Regions from separate parts of the Mus musculus genome. Here region 2 is linked to region 1. The links are chromatin contacts, found by Hi-C or POLR2A ChIA-PET in ENCODE. All regions are on one chromosome and are shown on one strand. Each heading gives the region's core, a stretch centred on a gene start or an enhancer-like site at or near the end of the contact. The rest is flanking DNA. Distances are from core to core; before and after follow the strand shown. Region 1 holds the start of Pgrmc1 (progesterone receptor membrane component 1). Region 2 holds the start of Akap17b (A kinase (PRKA) anchor protein 17B).

Region 1 (4,618 bases), core at 1,438-3,937:
TAAATGCAACTAAGATTCTAAAATAGGGGTTGGTTTCAGTCCTCATTGCATGCTGCCACTAGAGAAGGTTTAAAAAGAACAAAATTCATATGCTTTTCACAAAATATATACTGCTAATGGAAATAGTATCACCTAGTGCTTGGAAACAAAGTCAAAGTCTTGGTTTGGACTCTTACCATTTTAGAAATTACAGTCCCTGGACTGGTAATGCATACTTAAACAAGATCTAAGGCAAATATTAATAGTCTTTGGAGAGTATATTTTGTTCACTACAAAGCATATTAACTAGATGCTTGGTGAGCAGAGCTTTGTGTTTTTCACTCACTGCTACTCGCTAGCATCTACGACTGTGCTGTACAGAGTACTAGACACTCAAATGGCTTCACTTCTAAGAGTACTCTGTAACAGAAAATATTTCCACTATGATACTATCAGTGTTCCTTGGCCTCCTCACACTGGGGGCGTGCTTGTCTTTTTATGTTCCCAGAGGGAAAACTAAGGCCTTGAGACCATAGGGCGTTGCACCAGATCACACAGCTGGTCAGGGACAACAGCGAGGCTAGAATGTAGAGTGCAGGTTGACTCCTAGTTGTAGCTGTTCCAGTACACACATCGATATCCGGCAGGATGACTCTGCAAACTGTAACCTACCTGGTTAGAATGGAGACAGCTTGACTCCAGCTGTGCTCTCTGAAAGCACGGAGGATCCCCATGTGATGACTTTGCAAATACAACCAGATGACGAGGCCTCGTGCATTTGTGTTGATTACCTTATGGTTTAGCTTAATAATTATGGGTAATTACACCATTGTTTATGGATAATGTGTGACTACAGTGACAAACAATATGTAGTTTTCCTATTATTTTGCAGTCACATGCCTACAGAACGTAATTTTCTAAAATGTCTGAAAGCAGAAAGGAAGAGTGAGAGTTCACTAAAAAGCCTTTGGCACATGTGCTTTTGATTGGCTGGACTCTGAGACGTAACAGAGTGGGTATGTCTGGTTTGGATTAGTGCTGGCTAGTCTTCCCTCTCAGACCAATGAGCATGTGAACATACCCACCCCCCAGCCCCGAGTTCCTGGTGCTTAGAGGAATCCATATTGGGAGAGCTAAAGCCTCTTCTTCCTCTCTAAATGTTCTAGAAAGCAGGGCTTTCTAAATCTGGCTGATTCCCCATTTCCCTACAGCAGAGGAGTAAAATGTAGATCTTTTTAGCCCTCTCCCCTGCCCCAGAGATCTAAGTGTGGCTATGGATGGTCAGGCCAAGAATCTGTATTTTTCATAAGCATCAGGTGATTGTGATAGGCAATCCAGTTTGGAAAAGCCTCATTTCTGGGGAGTTGTCCATCTCTTGTTTTCCCCTTGGTTGGCTTTTCCTGAAATCCCCCCACCCATCGGGCTTCACAGCCTTACCCTATTGTTTCTCAGGACCCTTCCACTCCTCCCTCCCACCCCCGTTTCATTTCATTTTATTTTTTCCACCTCCCAGTCTCCCCACTCTATCATACACTAAATATGGTGTTTCTGACCATCTCACCATGTTACCATAGTCCACCACACACTGCTCTTAATGCATCCAACCAAGCTTGGTCGCTTATTCATCATCCAGCCTGAGTCCACCCCACTCTGCACGCACATACACATACCAAAGACATACCTAACACATGTCACATTCCAAGCGCCACCCCCCAGACAAACGGTGTACACCAAACACACATTCACTGCGCATGCACACAGTGTACACACACACACACACACACACACACACACACACACATTCTCCGCCAGGAACAATGCTGCTTTACCTGACACTAATCCCCTTCTCCACTTTCTCTCTTTACACACCCTTACATTCCACCATGGCTCCTCCGGCGTCATCGGCCTCCACGTCTTCTCAAGTGTCTGGGCCTCTCTGGAGACACCTTCATTTTTTCCCCTCAAATCCGAAGTCTCCCCCTCTTTTCAGGACCCCCGCCCCAAAGCCCACTACCTTCGAAAAGTTCCCTAATATCCCGGGGCTTCGGACCTCGCTGTCCCTCCCACCCGCGGTTTCCAAGGCTCAGCCTCATTCGGGCATCCCATCCCCCCGTACGCACCCCCACCCACCCAGAGCCTCGTGCCCCCGGCCCGCTCCCATTGCTGCCCGCCTTCCCTCCGACCCTCCCACGGGGGCGCCCCACCTCCCCCGGCCTCTCTCCCGCCCCGCTTCCACGCCAGGGTCCCCTCTTTTGTCTCCACGACCCCCTGGCCCTGCCTCCGTACCAGGCCCGTAGAACTTGCGGCCTTTGGTCACGTCGAACACCTTGCCGTTGATGGCCATGAGAATGCGCGGGTCCTGGACGCCATCGAAACGCCTCAGCTCGGCAGGGGTGAAGTCGCGCCGCTTGAGGCGGGGCAGCGGGGGTGGTTCGTCGTCGTCGTTGTCGCCACTGGCACCGGGCTGGTCCCCGCGAACGATCTTGTAGAGCAGGAAGATGCAGAGGCCCAGGAGGAGCAGGTTGAGAGGAGACGTGAAAATCTCGTGCAGCAGCCCGCCGCCCTCTAGCTCGCTCGGGTCGGCGCCAGTCGCCACCACATCCTCGGCAGCCATGATCTCTGGAGCAAAGGTTGGGCCCGGCTAGGCAGAGCTCCGGAACAGTCCGCTTCCTCCGCCCTCCCAGCGAACAGTGGCGCGCAGCGTTCTTTGACAGAGGAAGAAAAGCTCGGGAGGGGCGGGGCTCCGGGGGCGGAGCCTATAAGCCCCCGCCCTTCGCGGCCACCTAAGCGCCCCGCCCTGCTCGGGCTGGCTCGGGCAAGCTGGGCCTGGTTCGGCCTCTGCTTCGGGCCCCCTATGTAGCCTCGGGGGTCTTGGTCTTTCTCCCTCAACCGCTCCGTCAACCAGGGCCACCGAGCCCAGCCCACCTCTCTGTTCTACCTGCTGGGCCTCTGCCCCGGTTTCCGGGCACCCTCAGATCATAGTGCAGCTCGCAGACACACAGCTCAGTCTCTTGGGTACAGTGGGTAGCTTCCCGCTGACCCTGTGGGGAAGCCTTGACTTTAGGGCCCGCTCCTCGCGGCAAATGACGTCAGTTAAAATGAGGTCGCATTTCTCTTGCTTCGCTTCTATTTTAAAGCCCCTTATACTCTCTCCCCTGGGCCATACCCTTAGAGCCAGGTAGCTGTTTTGGGATACTCTAATATCATGCCTTCAACTCCTTTTCACCTTACAGTCCTAGACTATTCGAACATCCATTTTGGGATGGTTCGCCTCCAATTCTTGCCCAAAAGCTGTGGGACTAACACCCAAAGGACAGCCAGTCAGGTAACAGGCCTGTCAATTCTATAAAATCTGGAGCTCAGATCGCCAGATTTTGCGTTTGTTCTTAAAGTTTTTTTTTTTCTTTTTGAAATCATCAATTATGCTTAGTCACAAGGCACCAGTAATCAACAACTGACATTCTGTTGTTGAGCCTTTTTTTTCTATAGAAATACCAGAATAATGTTCAAAGTTCCGTTGCTTGACAGCATTCTTCTATTTGAAGTCTGTGGAAACTACCCTTGGCAGTCACTGTAACCCTGAGCACAGCCCCTGATAAACGCTGGAGTTTGGAAGGATCCTAGATTTTATCTTTTTAGATTCCCAGGCTTCTGGTGTGCAAACAGGCTGCACGGGAGCAGGCCTCTATGGAACAAGGATTGTGCCTATTTTTCAGAGACCTAATCTGGCTGCCCCCCCCCTTAAATTGTAATTGGGAAACGGTAACATAAGAAAAAGGAGAATAATTAAAACCAAGCCATGCACACATCTGCAGAGCAGGGCACGACTTTTCCATACAATCCTGTTTGTACACCACTTACATGCAAGAGATTTGTGCAGAGAATTGGCTAAATTCTGAAAACTTTTGGCAAACACTGCTGTAATCCCTGCCCCCCCCCATCTTCTTAAAGTGTAATGAGTCAAACACTCTTTATATCCAGCCCACACATTTTTTCCCCCAGAGCTAAATTTAGGATTAGCTAAACCGGCCCCTCCAGATCTTTTGTCAAAACTCTTCAACTTAATCATCATGAAACAAGCTCAAACTGAGAGCACTCAGCTCCGGTTAGAATCCAGTTATCCCTTTCACAGAGTACTGTGAGCAGCAAAGATATTTCTTAAAAAATAACAAACTTGTGAAAAATGTTTTCATTTGAAACTAATATGGCCAAAAAAAAAAAAAAAAAAAGGGGGCTGGTGAGATGGCTCAGCGGTTAAGAGTGCCGACTGCTCTTCCAAAGGTCATGAGTTCAAATCCCAGCAACCACATGGTGGCTCATAACCATCTGTAATGAAATCTGATGCCCTCTTCTGGTGTGTCTGAAGACAGCTACAGTGTACTTACATATAATAAATAAATAAATATTTAAAAAAAAAAAAAAAAAAAAAGAATCTATCTTTCAGTGTTCATGTTAACTGATAGGAAGATCGTTAAGAGGCTGAGGAAATGGCCTAGTGGGCAAAACACACTGGCATGCAAGTGGAAGACCAGCTTCACCATCCCCAGCACTCATATAAAAGCTATGAGGGTTTGGCAGCTAGCCTTTAATGCAGAGCTGGGGAGTGGGCAACAGGTTAACAGACTATCTTTTGCCCTGC
Region 2 (4,729 bases), core at 1,137-3,636, 47 kb before region 1:
AGCTATGGGATATTCAACTCTAGATCTTATACATTATTTTAATCATACACACTTTTTATCCCAGAGATTTGACACATAATGAGAGCACATCTCACATAATTACATATCTGCACATATTTGCACAGTGCATAAAAAAGATACATCTATGATTTGTAGGTCAGGCAGAGGTTGATAAGGATCAACTTATTCTAGACTTTGTATAATAGGCATGCAAGATAACATAGCTCACTGGGGAAACAATAGGAATTTATATTAGAAGTATAAAGTGCTCTGAGAGCCGGTCGTGGTGCATGCCTTTAATCCTAGCACTCGGGAGGCAGAGGCAGGCAAATTTCTGAGTTCGAGGCCAGCCTGGTCTACAGAGTGAGTTCCTTTACAGCCAGGACTAAACAGAGAAACCCCTTCTGGGGGGTGGTGGTGGTGGTGGGGAAACCAAACCAAACCAAAACAAAAAACCACCACCACCACCACCAAAACCAAGATCCATTTTTAAAAAAGTGTAAAGTGTTCTGAGATGGCAGTAGAATAGCTAGGAATGAGGCTGGACAGGTGAGACCAGATTCCAGATTACAAAGGGTTTTACAAGCAGTGCAGTGGGTTGGGGCTTTATTCTAAGAGCACTGGAGGCAAGAGGGTAGTGGGAAAACATTAGCAGCTGTGATGGGCCTTTAAGTGGGGATGCAGTATGGGGACCCTATTGTATTTTAGAACCAGAGTTGTAGCTTCCGCTGTGAAATGGACAAGGGCAACACTCAGTGTTGAGAACTTTTCCCAGCCAGAAGTCGCCCAGGGGGCTCTGTGGCAATTGTGTAAAGAGGATGAGAGTCGGATAATCAAGCAGGAGGGATGATTTATTTAGGCCAGAGTGAGCAGCAGGGGTCTTGACGGAAGTGAATGAAATTAACATTAACCTCCACACCAGGTAATCAAGCAAAACCAGCCCTGTGACAGCTGCTGCTGTGAGAACCTCCCCAGGGAAGGAGTTGACAGTAAATCTCTTAAGTGTCAACTTTGTGATTTGTCATCTGAGAAAGTGAATTCCATGTTGATGAACTCAAAGAAATGTCATCTGGGCAAGGGTTGGAAGGGACACTTAGTTCCTGGTGTCTGTTTTCAAAAGATTTAAGGCAATTGGCTTACATTCAGAGAAGACCCTCAATTTGTGTCTTTGAACATCAGAGCCTGGAACAGTGGGCCAGGAGAATGGTCTTTAAATTGTTAGAAAACCATGGAGAAGGAGAGGCAAGGCTACCTTTGCTTATCCTCAGGCTAGAAGGCCAGAGACCAAAGTGACCATCGCAGAGTCAGGGAGTCTTGGTGCCTGGTTCCTGGAAGTTTCCCAGCATACAGGGTCTAAGCTCCTGTACTGGATACTGGACAAGAAGAAAATAAACCCACAACCAGTGAGTGTTCTCCTAGGTTCTTGCTGACTTCTTGATGGGGAAGATCTGGTCAAGAGAGTGGCTAGTTCTCAGCTATGACGGTGGGTAAGTCTCTCCGTGATGTTTTTTTCTCTTGTAAAAAATGTGTATGTGTCCACAAGTGTGTGGAGGCTACAGGTCAACATCGGGTGTCTTCTTGATTGCTTTGTTCCTTATTTTGTGAGACGGGGTCTCTCACTGAACCTGAAACTCACCAATTGCCTAGCTAGCCTGGCTGACCAGCAAGGTCCAGAAAGCCACACAGTATCACCACCTCTGGCCTAATTCCCATTCCCTTTGCAATGGGAATTGCAAACTCACCCTACCACATTCCAACTTTTACACCCTTGCTACAGATCTGAGCTGGGTCCTCATGCTTGCATCCCCCTCCCCCAGTCTTGGCTCTCTTTCTTTTCTTGTGCTTGTTCTTTATCGAGACAGGGTTTCTCTGTGTAGCCCTGGTTGTCCTGGAACTCACTCTGTAGACCAGGCTGGCCTTGAACTCATAGATCCGCCTGCCTCTGTCTGTGCTGGGATTAAAGGCCTGTAGCACTGTTCTCTCTCTCTCTCTCTCTCTCTCTCTCTCTCTCTCTCTCTCTGTCTCTCTCTCTCTCTCTCTCTCTCTCTCTCTCTCTCTGTGTGTGTGTGTGTGTGTGTGTGTGTGTGTGTGTGTGTGTGTGTGTGTGTGTGTGTGTAGTGGGTGGGTGTTGGTGGTGTCTGCAGTCTCTAAATCACATAATTAGGCAGTGGGGTGGGCGGTGAGTAAACTGGACAAAACCTTGAGCTAGTTAGAACCTTGCAATGGAATTAACTTTGGCCCTTGCTTGGCTGTACAGGAGGGGCGGGGTTACTTTAATGCTTGCTCGGGAGAAGGCGATTGGCCCTGGGGAAATCCTAGGGGCGGGTCTAGTCGGTGGTTGCCATTGGTTCTGCCGGCAAGTCAAGGGATGGCAGCGAAGGGGGCGGAGCTCTCGAGGGGAGTCAATTGGTCCGCTGGAGCCCACCAAGGGATTGGAGCAGGCAGGCGTGCAAACCTGCACCCTGTAGCCCCCAGCCAGGAATCAGGAGGCAGCCACCTGGAAGCTCACGGGGCCTGCAGCGGGGCGAGGGGCGCTCGGGGCGTTGGCACGAGCGCGCGCGCCTGCGTCGCCTTCTCGGATGCGGCGAGGACGACTCTGTGTCGCGACCTGAGCCATTCAACAGCTGGCCTCGCCCGCGGCGGTGGAAGAGAGCGACCAGGAGGGTTGATCCTTGACACTGCGGCGGCTGGAGGGAGGCGGCGGCAGGAGCGGTAGCGGTTCCGCTACCCCAGCGGAGCTAAGCGTGAAGGTACAGCGGCTGCTGAGGCTCCCGATAACACCCCCCCCCCCCTTTCTGAGAATCGACCAGGCGGCTGCGTCCTTCTGCGTCCCGGTTGGCCGGCCGCCCTGGCCTACCGGAGTCTTGGGTGCCTGGGAGGCAGGGCCGCGTTGGACCCTGAGTGAGGACTTGGGAGGGGTTTTGGAGAGAACCCAGGTAGCCAGGCCTGCTCTAGGTGGAAACCAGGTTTTCTAGAGATGCCCCTAGGCTTTCCCCCTTGGATCCATTCGGCTGCTCTCTTGGGTCTTGGTGCCGCACTAGGGGGCGCTGTGGCCGCTGCTGCAGCTGAGGTCACTGGAAGCTTTTCCTTAGGGTGTACTAGATTGCTTAGGAAAGCTGAAGGATGCCCTCCTCCCTGCTGTATGCAAAAGCCAAGGGCTCTGGTTCTCAATCTGCTTCAGTGACATTCATTCCAGTTAACCACTACCCAGGGTCCGTTGCCTCTGCCCACTGATGACCACCAAGGGCCTTGTGAGGTTCCTACCGTGGATGGAATTAAACTGCTTCTAATTTGACCCAAGAAAGCAGGGTAAACCTCTAAGCCTTTGGAATGCATAGTCTTGAGCTTTGAGTAGATGGGCAGAAGTATCAGGGAAGAAAGCAAGTTGGGGAGCCTCATGTCTTGGATACTGCTGTCTCTGAGCATGTTGGTCACTGGGACTAGTACCATTTTTACATTTATCACCTGCTTATGAAACCAGTCACTACCTGAGCACTTTTGAATGTCACTAACTCTAAACATGTGTTGATTGGAACCCTGGAACTCTGAATTGCAGTATGGGGACTACCTGGGTCTTTTTATTTCCCACAGGGTTTCAAAGATGGTACCCATTTTACCTGATGTTCTTCCTGTCTCAGATCTACCTTTGAAACCTCATACTGTTGAAATACTGTAAGATTGTGAAGTATAATTGATAGGGATGCCTTTTCAATTCTGAAAATGTAGTGGGGATCTCTCAAATTCAGTTTTTTAAAAGAAAATTTTTTTTAAAGCATGTGAGATTCTGGTAGCCACACATTTCTTTCTTTTTTTTTTCTTTTTCTTTTTTTTTTTTTTCTTTTTGGTTTTTGGAGACAGGGTTTCTCTGTATAGCCCTGGCTGTCCTGGAACTCACTTTGTAGACCAGGCTGGCCTCGAACTCAGAAATCCAGCTGCCTCTGCCTTTTGAGTGCTGGGATCAAAGGCATGCCCCACCACGCCGGGCTGGTAGCCGCATATTTCTGTGTTCTATTTTTTATTCCTGTGTGGGGAGTGTATCCTCTCAAAAGGATGGAGTAACTTGAAGCATGGGGTAACTTCCATGAAAGTGTTTTTTACTTCAGTTCTTGTAAAGCACATGGAAAAGTGGAATGAGCCTCCAGGCACTGGTGCCCAGGGAATACCAGCTGCTATACCCATCAGAGGACGGCTGGGGCTGACTTGAAGAGGAAGTATAAGGTAGAGGGTAGGGCATGCAGAAACCATCTTCTGCAGTAGGTGGACTCGAGGTCTCCCATTTATTCTTAACCAAATATCACACAAGAAAAGTGTGGCTCATTGGTCTATTTTTTTATATCATATTCAGGCAACAGACCCAAGTTTACTGGATCCATGTGTCATCAGAAGAAATGGTGAGGCTTGTTGATGGTGTGTGTGTATTGTGTGTGTGTACACACATGAGAGAGAGAGAGAGAGAGAGAGAAGAAGCTCTCTGCTGTTAAGGCTAGCTATGCCTTTTATTTTCCCAGCATGCACCCCTGCCTTTGTCAGAGAAAGGAACTTATGTTTTTTTTTTTTTTTTCAGAATGGAAAAGAAATCTTACTTTAATTATAATTATAGAATCCTTTTAAAGAAATAATATTTTATTTTTCTGTTATTTGCTTTGTTTGTTTTTTGTTTTTTCCAGACAGGGTTTCTCTGTGTAGCCCTGGCTGTCCTGAACTCACTTTGTAGACCAGGCTGGCCTTG

Evidence for each region. Hi-C counts contacts between places; a loop is a spot of excess contacts on that map. ChIA-PET counts read pairs that join two places held with the same protein, here RNA polymerase II (POLR2A).
Region 2: a map of heart shows a loop between it and region 1 (5-fold over the local background). The contact joins the promoter of Akap17b here to the promoter of Pgrmc1 in region 1. A Hi-C loop is called at or near these places in 2 of 37 maps with a recorded cell type or tissue (both heart). POLR2A ChIA-PET finds 5 or more read pairs at or near these places in 4 of 5 experiments (Patski and embryonic stem cell).

Annotation. Positions count from the first base shown.
Region 1 is chrX:36,596,262-36,600,879 of GRCm38, reverse strand. It overlaps Pgrmc1 (progesterone receptor membrane component 1), which reads right to left and starts at 2,687. Exons shown (of 3, transcript NM_016783.4): 1 at 2,266-2,687. The coding sequence starts at 2,593.
Region 2 is chrX:36,643,071-36,647,799 of GRCm38, reverse strand. It overlaps Akap17b (A kinase (PRKA) anchor protein 17B), which reads left to right and starts at 2,386. Exons shown (of 7, transcript NM_001081956.1): 1 at 2,386-2,750.